Regions from separate parts of the Homo sapiens genome. Here region 1 is linked to region 2. A link is an interaction called in ENCODE POLR2A ChIA-PET data of the cell type or tissue named here. Cell type or tissue: Panc1. All regions are shown on one strand. Links, peaks and the distances in the headings refer to the core of each region. The heading gives the core; the rest is flanking DNA.

The links. ChIA-PET counts read pairs that join two places held together with the same protein. Peaks named below come from ENCODE experiments on the same cell type or tissue, not always from the same donor. Only the 100,000 strongest peaks of a DNase experiment are listed, where the experiment ranks them.
Region 1: POLR2A ChIA-PET joins it to region 2 with 19 read pairs; 3 of 35 experiments call an interaction of 5 or more read pairs at or near these places.

What each region holds. Positions count from the first base shown.
Region 1 is chr14:68,831,908-68,839,907 of GRCh38, reverse strand. No RefSeq gene overlaps it. Among named protein-coding and RNA genes, the nearest start is that of ZFP36L1, 43 kb to the right of the region's middle. In Panc1, for the core only: no CTCF peak of the experiment used is centred there; no DNase peak of the experiment used is centred there.
Region 2 is chr14:69,183,298-69,193,696 of GRCh38, reverse strand. It overlaps EXD2 (exonuclease 3'-5' domain containing 2), which reads right to left and starts at 2,199. Exons shown (of 10, transcript NM_001193360.2): 1 at 2,106-2,199. GALNT16-AS1 (GALNT16 and EXD2 antisense RNA 1) reads left to right here. Exons shown (of 4, transcript NR_184249.1): 4 at 9,200-10,399. RefSeq lists a silencer at 1,789-1,978. In Panc1, for the core only: no CTCF peak of the experiment used is centred there; a DNase peak (open chromatin) is centred at 2,176; H3K4me3 peaks cover 1,487 bases; H3K27ac peaks cover 1,121 bases.

The DNA.
Region 1 (8,000 bases), core at 1-8,000, 350 kb after region 2:
AGTAAATGCATCATTTTGCATTCCCAACAACGTTGAACAAAGGTTCCAATTTCTCCACATTTTCAGCAACACTTGTTATTTTCTGTTTTTTTGTTTTGTTTTGTTTTTTTAATAGTGACCATCCTAATGTATGTGAGTGGTATCTCATTATAGTTTTGATTTGTATGTCCCTAATTAGTGTGTTCATCCATTATTGCATTGCTATAAAGAAATACCTGAGCCTGGGCAATTTATAAAGGAAAGAGGTTGAGTTGGCTCACTGTTCTGCAGGCTGTACAGGAAGCACGGCACTGGCATCTGCTCAGCTTCTAGTGAGGCCTCAGGATGCTTTCAACCATGGTGGAATGTAAAGGGGGAGCAGGCATATTCCATGGTGAAAGTGGAGCAAGAGAGAGAGGGTGGAGGTGTCACACACTTTCAAACAACCAGATCTCATAGGAACTCAGAGGGAGAACTCACTTATCACCAAGGAGACGGCACTAAGCCACTTATGAGGGATCCACCCCCACACAGTGGTGGGGACTCCCACCAGGCCCCACCTCCAACACTGGGGATTACATTTTGACATGACATTTGGAGGAAACAGACATCCAAACCATATTATTCCATCCCGGCCCCCTAAATATCACGTTCTTCTCACATTGCAAAATACAATCATTCCCTGCCACTAGTCTTCAAAAGTCTTAACTCATTCCAGCATCAAGTCCAAAGTCCTGTCTCATCTGAGTCTCATCTCCTTCCATCTCTTTGGCTGTACAATCAAATCAAGTTATTTACCCCAAGATAAAATGGCAGTACAGGCATTGGGTAAACATTGTCATTCCAAAAGGGAGAAATTGGCCAAAAGAAAGAGGCTGAAGGCTCCATGCATGTCTGAAACTCAACAAGGAAGACATTAAACCTCAAAGTTCCCAAATGATCCTTGACTCCATGTCTTGTATCCAGAACACACTGGTGCAGGGGGAGGGCTCCCAAGGCCTCAAGCATCCTTGCCTCTGTGGCTTTACAGAGTGCAGCCTCCGTGTCTGCTCTCACAGATTGAGGTTGAGTGCCTGTGGCTTTTCCAGACTCAGGATGCAAGCTGCCCATGTCTCTACCATCCTGCGATCTGGAGGGCAGCAGACCCCTTCTCACAGCTCCACTAGCCAGTGCCCTGGTAGGGACTCTGTGTGGGGCTCCAACCCCACCTTTCCCCTTGGTGCTGCCCTAGTAGAGGTTCTCCATAAGGGCTCTGCCCCTGCAGGAGGCTTTTGCCTGGACACTCAGGCTTTCTGGAACATCCTTTGAAATCCAGCAGGAAGCTGGCAGCCTCCTTTACTTTTGCACTCTGTGAGCCTGCAGGCTTAACACCATGTGGAAGCACCAAAGCTTATAGCTTGCACCCTCTGGAGTGGTAGCCCAAGCTGTACCTGGGCTCCTGTGAGTTGAGGCTGGAGCTGAAGTAACTGGAATGCGGGGAGCAGCCTCCTGAGGCAGAGCAGAGCAGCTGCATTCTGGGCCTGCCCCCTAAAACCATTCTTTCCTCCTAGGCTTCTGGGTCTATAATAGGAGAGGGTTTCTCCAAGATTTCTGAAATACCTTCAAGGCCTTTTCCCCATTGTCTTAGATATTAGCACTTGGCTCCCTTTTAGTTGTGCCAATCTGTTTAGCAAGTGCTTGCTCTGCAGCCTGCTTATATTTCTTGCCTGAAAATGATTTTTATTTATCTGCCACAGGGCCAGTTTGCAAATTTTCCAAACTTCCATGCTCTGCTTCCCTTTTAAATATAAGTTCCAACTTTAAGTCATTCCTTTTCTCCTGCATCTGATTTAGACTGTTGGAAGCAGCCACATCACTCCTATATTTATTTTTTCCTAAAAAAATTTTTTTTTTTGAGACAGAGTCTCGCTCTGTCACCCAGGCTGGAGTGCAGTGGAATGATCATGGCTCACTGCAGCCTTGACCTCCCAGGCTCAATTGATCCTCCTGTCTCACTCAGTCTCCTGAGTGGCTGGGACCACAGGCATGCACTGCCATGTCTGGCTGATTTTTAAATCTTTTGTAGAGACGGTGTCTCACTGTTTACGCAGGCTGAACTCCTGGGCTCAAGCAATACTTCAGCCTTGGCCTCCCAAAGTGCTGGGATTACAGATGTGAGCTACCATGCCTGGCTACATGCCACTTCTTGAATGCTTTGCTGCTTAAAAATTTCTTGCATCTGATACCCTAGGTCATTACTCTTATGTTCAAACTTCCATAGATTATAAGGACATGAACACAATGCAGCCAAGTTCTATGCTAGGGCATAACACAAGTGACTTTAATCCAGTTCTCAGTAACTTACTCATTTCCATCTGAACCTCATCAGCCTGGCCTTCACTGGCTATATCTCTCAGTATTTTGGTCACAACCATTTACTCAGTATCTAAAAAGCTCCAAATTTTCCCTCATCATCCTGTCTTCTTCTGAGCCCTCCAAACTCTTCCAACCTAGAAGACTAGAGTAAATAACTGATCCTTCAGTGCAAAAACAGAGGAGACATCCAGAAGAAACAACAGCAAACAGGGAACCATGACCTTCTGTAATGGACAAAGCAAGGAACCAGTGACTGACTCTAATGAGACAGTGATACATGAACCCCTTGACCAATTGTTCAAAACAGCAGTTTTAAGGAAACAGTGATCGCCAAGATAACACATAAAATCAATTCAGAAATGTTTGAGACTTTTGTTTTGTTTTGTTTTTGAGATGGAGTTTCAGTCTTTTGCCCAGGCCAGAGTGCAGTGGCGTGATCTCGGCTCACTGCAACCTCCGCCTCCCAGGTTCAAGTGATTTTCCTGCCTCAGCCTCCGAGTAGCTGGGATTACAGGTGCCTGCCACCATGTCAGACTAATTTTTGTATTTTTAGTAGAGACAGGGTTTCTCCACATTGGTCAGGCTGGTCTTGAATTCCTGACCTCAGGCGATCCACCCACCTCAGCCTCCCAAAGTGCTGGGATTACAGGCATGAGCCACTGTGCCCAGCCAAGAAAAATTTAACAAAGAGATTGAAATAATAATTAAAAAATCAAACAAACAGAAATCTTGGAACTGAGAAATACATTTGCCAAACAGAAAAATGCACTAGAGGCTCTTAACAGCAGAATGGGTTAAGTGGAGGAAATAATTAGTGAGCTTGAAGACAGGCTAATAAAAAATATGGCCATAGGAGAAAAAAGAAGAATGAAAAGGAATGAAAATTATCTACAAGATATAGAAAATTACCTCTAAACACCAAATCTAAGAATTATTGGTATTCAAGAGGGATATGTACAACAGCAAGGGGCAGAAACTCTATTCAAAGAAATAATACCAGAAAACTTTCCAAAACTTGAGAAATATATGAATATCCAGTACAGGAAGGTCAGAGAACATCAAACAGATTCTACCGAAATAAGAGCACCCCAAGGCATAAAATAATTTTCTCTCAAAAGTCTAAGATAAATAAAGGATCCTAAAAGCAGCAAGAGAAAAGCAAATAACATATAAAGGAGCATCAGTTTGTCTGGCAATAGACTGCTCAATGGAAACCACATTGGCCAGGAGGGAGTAGGATGACATTTTCAAAGTGCTGGAAAAAACAAAACAAAACAAAATAACCCTGCCATCCAGGAATACTGTATCCAGCAAAGTTGTCCTTCAAATATTAAGGAGAGATGTAATCTTTTTCAGACAAACAAAAGCAGAGAATTCACCACCACCAGACTCATCTTACAAGGAATGCTAAAGAGAGTTCTTCAACCAGAAGGAAAAAAACCACCCCACGAACATGCAAAAAGAAAACACTTGAAGGTATAAAATCCACTGGTAAAATTAAATACATGGACAAACCCAGAATATTCTAATATTGTAAATGTGGTGTGCAATTCATGCATAACTCTAGTATGAAACCTAAAGAGCAAATCTATCAAAAACAATATAGCTACAGCAGCCTACTAAGAGATAGGCAGTATAAAAATATGTAAATTGAGACAATAAAAAGACAAAATGTGAGGAGGATGGAGTTCAAGTGTAGAATTTTTTTCATTTTTGTTTCTATTATTTTCTTTGTGATCTAGAACTTTGTGATAAGTTGCCACCTCTGTAAAATGACTTGTTATATTTATAAGATGTTTTCTGTAAGCCTCATAGTAACCACAATGCAAAAACCTATAATAGAGTCACTGCAAATAAAAAGCAATGAATTAAAACATACTGCCAGAGAAAACCACTTAACCACAAAGGAAGACAGTAAGAAAGAGAGAAAGGAAGAGAGGAGTTACAAAACAACCAAAAAACAAGCAACAAAATGGTAGTGGTAAGTTCTTACTTATCAAAATAACACTGAATGTAAATGAATTAAATTCTCCAATTAAAAGGCATAGAATGGCTAAATGGATAAAGAAACAAGACCCAACTATATGTTGCCTACAAAAAAACCCATTTCACCTATAAAGACACACATAGAGCCCAGGAGATTGAGGCTGCTGTGAGCTATGATCGTATCACTGCACTCCAGCTTAGAAGACAGAATGATACCTTTTTTTTTTTTTTTTTTTTTTTGAGATACACATAGACTGGGCTGGGCACGGTGGCTCATACCTGTAATCCCAGCACTTTGGGAGGCCAAGGTGGGCGGATTACCTGAGGTCAGGAGTTCGAGACCAGCCTGGCCAACATGGTGACCCCGTCTCTACTAAAAACACAAAAATTAGCCAGGCATGGTGGCACATGCCCGTAATCCCAGCTACTCGGGAGGCTGAGGCAGGGGAATTGCTTGAGCCTGGGAGGCATAGATTTCAGTGAGCCGAGATTATGTCACTGCAGCCTGGCTGACAGAGCAAGACTCTGTCTAAAAAAAAAAAAAAAAAAAAAAGATACACATAGACTGGAAGTGTGTCCAGTTAAAATAAGATATAGTACGCAACTGGAAACCAAAAAAGGGAAGTAGATATGTTTATACCAGATAAAATAGACTACAAGTCAAAGACTGTAAAAAGAGACAAAGAAGGTCACTATATGATGATAAAGGGGTCGATTCAGCAAGATGATACAACAATTATAAATATCTATGCACCTAACGTTAGAGCTCCCAAATATATAAATCAAACATAAATCTATCTAAAGGGAGAGATAGACTACAATATAATAATAGTAGGGAATGTCAACACTCTACTCTCAGTAATGCACAGAACATCCATGCAGAATATCAATAAAGAAACATTAAACTACACACTAGACAAAGTAGACCTAACTAATATTTACAGAATATTTCACCCAACTGCTGCAGAATACACATTCTTTTCATCAGCATATGGAACATTCTCCAGAGTAGACCATGTCTTAGGCCACAAAACAAGTCTCAACAAATTCAGAAAAGAAGAAATAATATCAAGTATCCTTTCTGGCTACAATGGAATAAAACAAGAAATCAATAACAAGAAGAACCTCAGAAACTACACAAATACATGGAAACTAAGCAACATGCTCCTGAATGATGAATGGGACAATGAATAAATTAAGAAAAAAAATGTAAAAAGTCTCTCAAAACAAATTAAAAGGAAATATACCATAATCTGGGGGATACATCAAAGGCAATACTAAGAAGGAAGTTTATACAACAAACAACTATATCAAAAAAGCAGAAAGATTTCAAATAAATAACCTAATGATGCACCTCAGGAAACTAGAAAAGCAATAACAAACCAAACCCTAAATTAGTAGAAGGAAATAAATACTAAAGATTAGAGCAGAAATAAATGAAATTGAGATTTAAAAAATACAGAAGATCAATGAAACAAAAAGTTGGTTCTTTTGAAAAAATAAAATCAACAAACATTTAGCTAGACTATCTAAGAAAAAAAGAGAAAAGACCCAAGTAAACAAGATCAGAAACTGAAAAGGAGACATAAGTGAGACTACAGAAGTTCAAAGAATCATTAGAGACTATTATAAACAACTACATGCCAACAAACTGGAAAACCTAGAAGAAATGGATAAATTCCTGAACATATACACTTATCAAGACTGAACTATGAATATTGTTCATATGAATATCAAGACTGAACTATGAAGAAAATAGAAAACCTGAACAAGCCAATAATGACTAATGAAATTGAAGCTGTAACAAAGAGTCTCCCATCAAGAAAAGCCCAGGACATGATACCTTCACTGCTGAATTCTACCAAACATTTAAACAAGAATTAATACCAATTCCATGCAAACTCTTCAATAAAACTGAAGAATAGGGAATACTTCCAAACTTGTTCTACAAGGTCGTCATTACCCTGATACCAAAACTAGACAAGGACATGACAAGAAAAGAAACAACAGGCTAATATCACTGATAAAAATAGATGCAAAACCCCTCAACAAAATACTAGCAAACTGAATTCAATAACACATTAAAAAGACCATTTGGCGGCTGGGCACAGTGGCTCACGCCTGTAATCCCAGCATTTTGGGAGGCTGAGGGAGGCGGGTCATGAGGTCAGGAGATCGAGACCATCCTGGCCAACATGGTGAAACCCCATCTCTACTACAAATACAAAAATTAACTAGGCATAGTGGCACATGCCTGTAGTCCCAGCTACTCGGGAGGCTGAGGCAGGAGAATCGCTTGAATCTGGGACGCAGAGGTTGCAGTGAGCCGAGATTGTGCCACTGCACTCCAGCCTGGGGACAGAGTGAGGCTCTGTCTCAAAAAAAAACCATTTGCCATGACCAAGTGGGATTCATCCTAGAGACATAAGGATGGTTCAACATTTGCAAATCAATAAATGTGATACATCACATTAACAGAACCATAAGACCATTTCAATCAAGGCTGAAAAAGTATTCAATAAAATTCAACATCCCTTTATGATGAAAACTCTCAACAAATTGGGTAGAGAAGGAGCATATCTCAAAATAATACAGGCCATATCTGACAAACTGTCAGCTAACATCATACTGAACAGGGAAAAATGGAAAGCCTTTTCTTTAAGATGTGAAACATGACGAGAATGCCCACTCTCAACCTTTTAATCAACATAATATTGGAAGTACTGGCCGGAGCAAGTAGGAAAGAGAAAGAAATAAAGGGCATCCAATTGGAATGAAAGAAATCACATTAGCTTTGTTCACAGATGACATAATTTTATACTTAGAAAAATCTATAGATTCCACCAAAAAACTGTTAGAACTGATAAACGAATTCAGTAAAGTTGCAAAATCAATGTACAAAAATCAGCATTTACATACATCAACAGCAAACAATCTGCAAAAGAAATCAAGAAAGCAATGCCATTTATAATAGCTACAAAGAATATAAAATACCGAGGAATCAATTTTTTTTTTTTTCTTTTGAGACAGAGTCTTGCTCTGTCACCCAGGCTGGAGTGCAGTGGCTCAATCTTGGCTCACTGCAAGCCTCCCAGGTTCAAGCGATTCTTCTGCCTCAGCCTCCTGAGTAGCTGGGACTACAGGCACATGCCACCATGCCCGGCTAATTTTTTGTTGTTGTTTGTATTTTTAGTAGAGATGCAGTTTCACCATATTGGCCAGGCTGGTCTCAAACTCCTGACCTCGTGATCCACACACCTCAGCCTCCCAAAGTGCTGGGATTAAAAGCATGAGCCACCGTGCCTGGCCCCTAGGAATCAATTTAACCAAAGACGTGAAAGATCTATACAAGGAAAACCATAAAATTTTGACAAAGGAAATTGAAGACGACATACGAAAAAGGAAAAGATAGTCCCTGCTCATGGATTGGAAGAATTAACATTGTTAAAATGGCAATATTACCCAAAGCAATTTATAGCTTGAACACAAGCCCTTTCAAAATACTAATGATATTATTCACAGTAATAGGAAAAAAAAAAACCCTAAAATTTATATGGAACCACAAAAGACCCCAAATAGCCAAAGCAATACTGAGCAAAAAGCACAAAGCTGGTGGCATCACATCCCATTATGTGATTTCAAAATATACTACAAGGTTGTAATAACCAAATCAGCATGGT
Region 2 (10,399 bases), core at 1,186-9,185:
CTTTGTTTCAACAAAGATGCCATATAGTTAAAAGACAAGCAACAACTTAAAAAAGCAATAAGCAGGGAGTAAATATTATAAACACATATGAATAACAAAAGATCAAAATCCAGAACATATAAAATACTATTATAAATCAATAAGGAAAAGACAATCCAATAGAAAGAGATGTTTCTCAAAAGAGGAAATACAAATGGCTGACAATCATGAAGATGTTCAATCTCAATAGTAATCAGGGGAATGCAAATTAAAACAGCAAAGAGAAATCACTTTTCCATCCATCAGATTGGCAAAAACAAAAAAGATCGATACCATTAAATGATCAAAAGAGCATGGTGGGCCAGACACGGTGGCTCACGCCTGTAATCCCATCACTTCGGGAGGCCAAGGCAGGCGGATCACTCGAGTTTAGGAGTTTGAGACCAGCCTGGCAAATACGGTGAAACCCCGTCTCTACTAAAAATACAAAAATTAGCCAGGCGTGGTAGCGGGTGCCTGTAATACCAGCTACTCGGGAGGCTGAGGCAGGAGAATCGCTTGAACCTGGGAGGCAGAGGCTGCAGTGAGCTGAGATCACGCCACTGCACTCCAACCTGGGCAACAGAGCAAGACTCTGTCTCAAAAAAAAAAAAAAAAGAGAGAGAGAATGGAGGAAATTATTATCCACCGTGGGTGGCAGTTTGGCATTCCTAAATCCCCATACTCTCCCACCCAGCAATTCCACCTGCAGGTACCCATCCTTGAGAAATGCTCTCACATGGGCTCTCACAGAGGTGTGTGGGAAGGATGTTCTCCGCCATACTGTGTCTAACAATGAAAAACTGGAAACAATCTATGGAATCTTACATAACCATGGAATTTACAGAGCAAGTAGAAAGAATAGGTAGATCTCTAGGTACTGACAAAGAAAAAATTCCAAGACCCGTTTTTAAGCATAAAACGTCAAGTTGTGTAATGCATAAAACATGCATATTTGTAAAAGTTTAAAGCGAAATCTTACAAACATATATCTTATACGTACACATACTTGTCAAATAAATGCAAAGAAAAATACACACAAACTGACAACAGTTCTTATTTTGTGGGAAAGGGACTGGTAAAGAAGGTGGAGATGGAAAAAAACAAAATCAAAGAGGATCTGTCTTCCACACTCCCCACCCTCACCACCAAGAACATCAAGCTAAGAAAGATCTGTGTTTAAAATTTTTACATAATTTTGTTACAAGGCTTTATGCACGGACTATAACTAGAATATTTTAAAAATACATTTTTAAAACAAGCTCAACTTGACCAAATTTAATCCATCTTCCCCGCTGCGCCCCAACCCGCACTTCCTAATTCCTATGATTAACAAAACCTTTCAATTCCTTCTATCCTTGGAACAGAACTAAGAAAATAAAGTATAATTTCAATTTTGTGTTTTTGAGGAGAGGGTATATAAAGGAGTTTGAATGTTGGAATCATATCAAAAGCTTATCGGGGGATTGGTTTGTTTGTATTTTAAGGAGCAGATGTCAATTTTGTAATAAATAATGATTAAGGTTCTTAGTTTTGATCCATCCCAGGGATGTGAAAAGCCAAAGAGGTGGCTCCCGGCAAGGCCCAGAGCAGGGTGTGGTCTGGGAGGACAGGGATGGTAGCGAGGGTGGCGGCTCACACGAATCCAGGAGAGAAAACAGCAGCTGTTGCCGCGTCGAACCCGCAGCGCCCGAGGAGCTACCAGGTGCCGCGGGCGGGGCCTCCTTTTTAGCTGACTGGGACACGCAGCCTCGAAGGTCTGGTAGAGTCTCCCAGGGAGAGGGTAAGGGGGTCGAAAGGAGAGGCCCAAGGAGGGCGTGGGAGGCCGCGGGCAGGGGTGAGGCCCTCCTTGCGCACCTGGGTGCTGAACCGCCCCGCCGTGTGCGACGGGGGCGAGGGGGTCACGCCGAGGGGCGGGGAGAGGGGCAGGGCCAACTCGCTCCGGGACAGCGGGGGCCCCGCAATGTCACCCCCGTACACGGTAATATCCCCCCGCTCCACGACCCCTCTTAGTCTGCACTGGAAGCACCCCCTGCCCCGCGCACAATCCTGGTGCAAGGCTTCGCCGGCTTCTGAGCCTCACTTACCTGCTGTCTCGGACTGGGCCGCACACCTGCAGCGGGCTCACGTTAAAGACCTGGAACCTGTGCGGCCGCCTGCGCGCACCCACCCGGATTCACTAGGGCCGTAACCACTTCCGTTCCTGCGACAGGCCTGGAGGACGTAATCCCAGCTGGCGTGTGGGAACGGGCAACGCCATTTTGTACGGAAGCTACTGGGGCAGGTGATGCCTACCCAGTCTCTCTCCTCTGTTGAACAAAGGATCTGTTAAAATTGGAAGGGCTTAACGTCTTCTTCAGAAAAGTGACGCATTTGTTACTGGGATGGTATGTTTGTGTTTTGGTTTTGGCTTTGAAGGGAGAAACCTCCAGAACTCTCACAAATGTAATATGGGACATCGAATTTTCCTTCTTTAGTATCCTGCGTACTGTTTTTCTGCTAAACGATAACAGTAAATAGAAGGAAAGACACTGTATTTAAATAATGTAGTCTTCATTAGCAGTGCACATTATCCTATAGCCACTATAATAATTTTATGTACCCTCCTTTTTTTTTTTTTTTTTTTTTTTTGTAGATACTGTCTCCCTACATTGCCTAGGCTGGTCTCGAACTCCTGGGCTCAAGCGAACCTCACAACTCGGCCTCCCAAAGTGCTGGGATTACAGGCGTGAATGCCCAACCTATGCCATCTTTTATAGCGATAACCACAATACTTTTTGTTTATATATTAAATCGTTCATCCAATCAGTCTTTATTAGCAATTATATGTGAGGCAGTTAATCTGTGCTACATGCATGCTTTTCCTTTCTCATGGAATGTGTAAAACAGAAGGAGAAATGAGATGTGCATAAATAACCAATATAAGGTATAATAATAGCTACCATTTGTTGACTTTGTGCTCACCTGTTGCTAGGAACTTTGCAAAGCATTTTACTTATTTTTTCTCCTTTAATCCCCATAACAACCCTGTGAGGCAGTACTATTATTAGTGCCGTTTTACATAAAATAGAAAAAGGTTAAATAACTTCCTCAAGGTAATTCAGCAAGTAAGCACCGGAGTTAGGAATCAAACCTCATATTTCTGATTGCAGAGCATGTGGCCCCATCCTTTATACTATATTGCCTTCAATACAGGGGCAAATGTTTTAAATTCCATTGAATGAGTACCCATGGGGGAAATTTCCAGCTATTATAGAGGATTAACTCCCTGAATTTTTATCTGCTCCATCTTGAAACACTTAAAAAACAAAGGATAAAGAGGAAATGCAAATTAAAACCACAATGAGATATAGCTAAATGAAAAAGAAAATGTCAAGTATTGGCAAGATTGTGGAGCAACCACAACTCTCATATGCTCCTGAAGGGAACATAAATTGATGCAATCACTTTGTTTAACTGTTTGGCGGTATCAACTGAATCTGAATATGTGAAAAGACTTTGTTCCAACAATTTCACCCCTAGCTGGGGCACAGTGGCTCAACGTGTCATCCCAGCACTTTAGGGATTTTCACTGTGTTGCCCAGGCTGGTCTTGAACTCCTGGCCTCAAGCGATCCTCCCACCTCGGCCTCCCAAAGTGCTGGGCATCATGGTGTGCACCTGTAGTCCCAGCTACTCCAGAAGCTTAGGCAGGAGGACGTCTTGATCCCTGGAGTTTGAGGCTGCAGTGAGTTGTGATCACACCACTGCAGTCCAGCATAGGTGACAGAGCTAGACCCTGTCTCGAAAACAAAAACAACAAAAAACAATTTTACTCCTAGTTATATATATGCAACTGAAATGTCTGCATGTATTCACCAAAAGGACATGTACAAAAAAAAGCTCATACCCATACTTTCAACAGCCCCAAACGGGAAACTACCCAAATATCCCTGCTATTAGAAGTCACTGTATATAATGATTAATCTTAGGGTAGTAATAACTGGAAGGGAACATGAGGAGGTTCACGAAGTGCTGATAATGTTCTATTTCTTAATCTGAGTGCGGCTTTACATGTGTGTTCAGGTTATATTTGTGAGCACTTTTCTGGTTTCATATATACTTCGATAAAAGGGTTTTTAAAAATGATAGTAAAGGAGTGAAAAGTTTGTTAACCCAAAGAAGAAAGAACAGGAAAGGACATAGTACCAAACTAAAAAAAAAGATACAATTTTAAAAGATAGAAATTAGATTAGAATGGCAGATACATTGTATGCTTGTATCAAAATATCTCATGTACCCCATAAATATGTACATCTACTGTGTGCCCACAAAAATTAATAATTAAAAACAAAAAGAATAGCAGAATATTGACATTTGGAGGATTTCATAAAGAACTGTCTGGGTTCACAAGCAATCACTCTACATTAAGGCCCAGTCAACAAGACTCATCTGTGCATACAGAATTTCTAATCAGCTTTTAAAATACAGTTTCTCACTTTTAAATATGAGAAGACATCCAAGAATCACCAGTCATTATGGGAATGTCTGACATAATTAATTAACCTTTTCTAAGGAGCATGTATAGAACTATGTAAAGAACCCTCCATTCCTGAGGAAGACAAAGAAAAGAACTATGTCCTCAACGATGTGAAAACACAAATTGTTCTCAAATATACTTTTCACATTTACAGGGAAGATTTAAGAAAATTAATTTTGATTTAGGCCATTGATTATCTAACTGGTTGCTGTTTTTAAAATCAAATAATTTTTAAAAATGTAGGCTATTGAGCAACTTTTTACAAATTGCAAAAAATTGCTATCATACAGATCACATTCTCTGACTACATTGCAATTAAGTTAGAAATCAATCATGAAGCTGGGTGCGGTGGCTCATGCCTGTAATCCCAGCAGTTTGGGAGGCTGAGGCAGGAGGATCACCTGAGGTCAGGAGTTCAAGACCAGCCTGGCCAACACGGTGAAACCCTGTCTCTACTAAAAATACAAAAATTAGCCAGGCACAGTGGCCGATGCCTGTAAACCCAGCTACTTGGGAGACTGAGGCAGGAGAACTGCTTGAACTGGGGAAACGGAGGTTGCAGTAAGCCGAGATCGTGCCAATGCATTCCAGCATGGGCAACAGAGCGAGGCTCCATCAAAAAAAAAAAAAAGAGAGAGAGAGAGAACGAAAGAGAGAGAAAGAAAGAGGGAGAGAGGGAAGAAGGAAGGAAGGAAGGGAGGAAGGAAGGAAGGAAGGAAGGGAAAGAAAGGATTATTTTTAAAACTCCGTGTACTTGGAAATTACGTCTGTAATCCCAGCACTTTGAGAGACTTAGGCATGTGGATCACTTGAGCCTAGGAGTTTGAGACCACTCTGGGCAACATGGCAAAACTCCACCTCTACCCAAAATACGAAAATTAGCTGGGTGTGGTGGCACACACCTGTGGTCCCAGCTACTCGGGAGGCAGTTGTGGGAGGATCGCTTGAGTCTTGGGGGCGGAGGTTAAACAATGGCTAAAATCCAAAACACTGCCAACACCAAATTCTGCTAAGGATGTGGAGCAACAGGAACTCTCATTCATTGCTGTTGGGAATGCAAAATGGTATAGCCACTTCTGAAGACAGTTTGGCAGTTTCCTATAAAGGTAAAGATAGTCTCAGCATGCAATCCAGCAGCCACACCCTTGGGTATTTACCAAAATGAGTTGAAAACTTAGGACCACACATAAACTTGCACATGAATGTTGACAGCAGGTTTATTTATAAGCTGGAAACAACCAAGATGTCTTTCAGTAGGTGAAAGAATAACCAAACTGGTACATCCTTACAATGGAATATTATTCAGAACTAAAAAGAAAGAAGTTATCAAGCTGCAAAAAATAACATGGAGAAACCTTAAATGTATATTGCTAAGTGAAAGAGGTCAGTCTGCCATGGCTACATACCGTATGGTTCCAACAGTATGACATTTTGGAAAAGGCAAAGCTGTAGAGATAGTAAAAAGATCAATGGTTGCCAGGGATTCCAGGGGAGGAGGAAAGGCGGAATAGCTGGAGCAAGGGGATTTTTAGGCCAGTGAAACTATTCTGTGTGATACAGTAATGGTGGATACATGACATTAGGCATTTGTCAAAACGTGTGGAACTGTGCAACATGATGAGTGAACTCTAATGTAAACTATAAACTTTGGCTAATAAGGTATCAATATAATTTTGTAGCAAATGTACAATACCCGTGCAAGATGTCAATAATAGATGAAACTGCAACTGCATGTGGTGAGGGGAGGTATGTGGGAGCTCTCTGCACATTCTGTTCAAATTTTCTGTAAACCTAAAACTGCTCTAGAAATAAAGTCAATTAATTTTTTTTAAAAAAGGTTATTGTGTGAACTATCTAAAATACTTTATTCATTTGTTTATTCATTCCAAGGACAACTTAATGTCAAGCACTGGGCTAGGGATTCATGGGACATCATGTGCAGAAAATTCACGAGGAACTGTGGCCGGAAGTGCTGGTTGCCCACCTAGTATGCATTCTCCCTTTCCACTTAGGGGGCATTAAACAATTGCATTTACAAAATACAATTTTCTGTCTTCATTAGGAGTAGGTGTGGCCATGTGACTAAGTTCTGGCTAATTAGTTATAAGCAAAAGTTTTTGCATGGGACTTTTGGTAATGTTTCTAAAAAGGTGACAGGCTGGGCGCGGTGGCTTATTCCTGTAATCCCAGCACTTTGAAAGTCCAAGGCGGGCGGATCACTTGAGGTCAGGAGTTCAAGACCACCAACATGGTGAAACCCCATCTCTACTAAAAATTCAAAAATTAGCTGGATGTGGTGGCACATACCTGTAATCCAAGCTACTTGGGAAGCTGGAGCATGAGAATCACTTGAACCTGGGAGGCAGAGGTTGCAGTGAGCTGAGATTGCACTACTGCACTCCAGCCTGAGTGACAGAGCGAGAGACTCTGTCTCAAAAAAAAAAAAAAAAAGAAAGAAAGAAAAGAAAAAGGGGATGAAGAGGACAGAGCTGGGTGTGATGGCCCACACCTGTAATCCCAGCACTTTGAGAGGCCAAGACAGGAGGATCACTTGAGCCCAGGAGTTCAAGACCAGGCTGGGCAACATAGGGATACCCCGTTTCTACAAAAGAGTAAAAAATTAGCTGGGCATGGTAGTTTGTGCCTGTAGTCCCAGTTACTTGGAAGGCCAAGGTGGAAGGATTGCTTGAGCCAGGGAGGGCAAGGCTGCCAGTGAGCCATGACTGGGCCACTGCACTCTAGCCTGGTAGACAGAGATTCTGTCTCATAAATAATGAGGGGAGAGACAACTCCCACAAGGCCTCTTTTGCCTTTTGTCATTGCCCTTCCCCTTCTTCCTTGCTTATACTAAGACCTGATAGCTGAATCTCCAACAGTTCTCTGCCATCACAGTGGCAATTTAAAATGAAATCCAGGTGCTTAGGAAGACGGAGTGGAGAGGTAGATGTAGCCTGGATCCCTGATGCCTTCTGTAGTTTCCATACTAACCCTGAGCAACCTACCTCTGAACTTTGAACTTTTTTTTTTTTTTGAGATGGAGTCTCATTCTGTTGCCCAGGCTGGAGTGCAGTAGCACGATATCGGCTCACTGCAACCTCTGCCTCCCAGGTTCAAGTGGTTCTCCTGCCTCACCCTCCTGAGTAGCTAGGACTACAGGTGCATGCCACTCCACCTGGCTAATTTTTTATATTTTTAGTAGAGACGGGGTTTCACCATATTGGCCAGGCTGGTCTCGAACTCCTGACCTCGTGATCCACCTGCCTCGGCCTCCCAAAGTGCTGGGATTACAGGTGTGAGGCACCACACTCAGCCTGTACTTCTTTTACATGGGAAAATAAACCTCTAATTTTCTTAAGCTACTGCAGTCAATGTTACTAGTGGTAGAATCCAATCCCTAACTGATATGGAAAACAAAAGATATTAATGATAAATGCATGCCACACCAGTCAACTAAAACCTATTTAATACAATGCCCAGCACTGAAGATACACAAAAAAGGTAGAAGATAATGATGGAGGTCAAAATTTAGAGGAATCGCTGCCTGATAGACTATTTCTGAAAAATCTTTCCTTCCATTGATTTTTTTTTTTTTAAGAAACAGGGTCTTGCTCTGTTGCCCAGGCTGGATGAAGTATAGTGGCATGATCCTAGTTCACTGCAACCTCAAACTTCTGGGCTGAAGCAATCCTCCCCGCTCAGCCTCTCAAGTAGCTGGGACTGCAGGAGTGCACCACCACACTCAACTAATTTTTTAATTTTTAGTAGAGACAAGGTCTTGCTGTGCAGCCAAGGCTAGTCTCAAACTCCTAGCCTCAAGCAATCCTCCCACCTCAGCCTTCTAAAGTGCTGGGATTACAGGTGTGAGCCAGTGTGCCTGGCCCCTTCCGATGATATTCATTTTTTTTAATCTTTTTTTGAGATGGAGTCTTGCTCTGTCACCCAGGCTGGAGTGCAGTGGCGCGATCTCGGCTCACTGCAAGCTCCGCCTCCCGGGTTCACGCCATTCTCCTGCCTCAGCCTCCCGAGTAGCTGGGACTACAGGCGCCCGCCACCACGCCCGGCTAATTTTTTGTATTTTTAGTAGAGACGGGATTTCACCACGTTAGCCAGGATGGTCTCGATCTCCTGACCTCATGATCCACCCGCTTTGGCCTCCCAAAGTGCTGGATTACAAGCATGAGCCACCGCGCCCGGCCCTTCTGATGATATTCTATCCATGCTTTCTACCCACTGATTCCTTTCCTCTATAAATTTGGGTAATATTATTAGGTACTATACAGACTATAAAATATATAGCTATTGTCTGTGCACTCAAGAAGCTCTGGAGCTACTTGGAAACACAAGAAAGAATGTTTGTTAGCAAATGAGAAGGGTTTTTGGTGGTTTAGAGAACTTTGTTTCTGCAATAAGTGGTGTGTTTGGGGCAAAATGAGGTGCCGAGCTGAATTGCTTTGTAGGGTAAAAGGATAAGGAATTAGAAAGCTCAGTGAGTCAATCAAAGATTGAGAAGGGAATCAGCAAGGCTCCAAAATTATTGCAAAGAAGATATCTACAGAGGAGAGACTTTAGGGGAGAAAGAAATGTTTAAGATGTTTGGGGAGTTGAATTTAAGTTGCTACGGGGTTTGTGAATGTTACCTAACTTCATCTTCTATCTTCCACAGGTAAGGTTCAGCAAAGTCTATGTCATTCTCTAATCCTTTTGATCCAGCGGATTCTTTGGAGGAATTTGAATACATATTGGATTTTGCATCCAGGTTTGCAAGAGGAAAATACAAAGGTGACTTCTGGGCCTGCTGGAGGTGGAGGGTAGAGGATGGACAGCTGACATCTAGTCACAGAGGAAAGAACACAGAAAGAGATCTCCAGTTAAAGCTGATAGATTGAACCACAGACAACCCACCTCCTTCTAAAATCCCTCTAGAACAATGGTTTAAAAAAAGTGCTTTAACATAAAACTTCAAAATCAAAAAGATAAGGAAAATGATGAAAACCACTCAGATAAGAAGAGAGGATATTTATGCAGAGGCTGCTGTCGTTGGGAGTCCGCCACCATACCACTATACTTTGGTGAGACTTGAAGGCAGGCAGGGAGTGGAAACACTTTATGCTGTAGTGAAAAAAGGGGAAGGCTTCGGTATGCTCTGACTGGAGATCATTGTCATGGGGAAACTGCAGGTGGGCTAACTAGAGGCTGGGCTTCTTGTGTAATGGTTTGGCTTTCTCTGGTTGGTCCTGTGTTGAAAATAGGGGCAAAATATAGGGAAGCTGACTCATTGACCAAGCCCTGCCCAGGCTGGCCAATTGCAGAGGTTGTGGGTCAGAGTTCTATTGTCATATATGGTCTGGCTACTGTCTGTTTATATAATCCGTCTCTCAGAGAACAGTAGAGGAGATCAAATTATTAACATTTTGGAAGCTGGAAAGCAGGAGGATAGTGTGAGCTGAATTAGCAGACTTGCCATCTATCAAAGGGGATAGCCAAAAGCAAGCCAGATTTGCCCCAGAGAACCACCAAAGGTTCAAGAATTGGCAGCACCAGGTACCCCCAGAAGCAGGGATAAAGTGGGGGCTGAAATTGGACAGTTGGTTCAAAGTCTATTTCAGAAGCATTAGACCACTGGATTTCTTCCCCAGCTCCCAAATGACTGCCTGGTGCAAAAGACTCAGGATTGATTCCCTGGAGAGGGTAGGTAGTTCTTTGTCTAGTTAAGGATGGGATGCCATAACAAACATGCCAATTCAGTGAAAGTACCTACTTTCAAGACTCCTGCTTAACTCCCCTAAATCAGCAGCCAATGTTAGAAGCCAAGTGTTAAAGTTTTTCAGATAATTTTGCTATAAGCCTATGGAGAAATTTCATT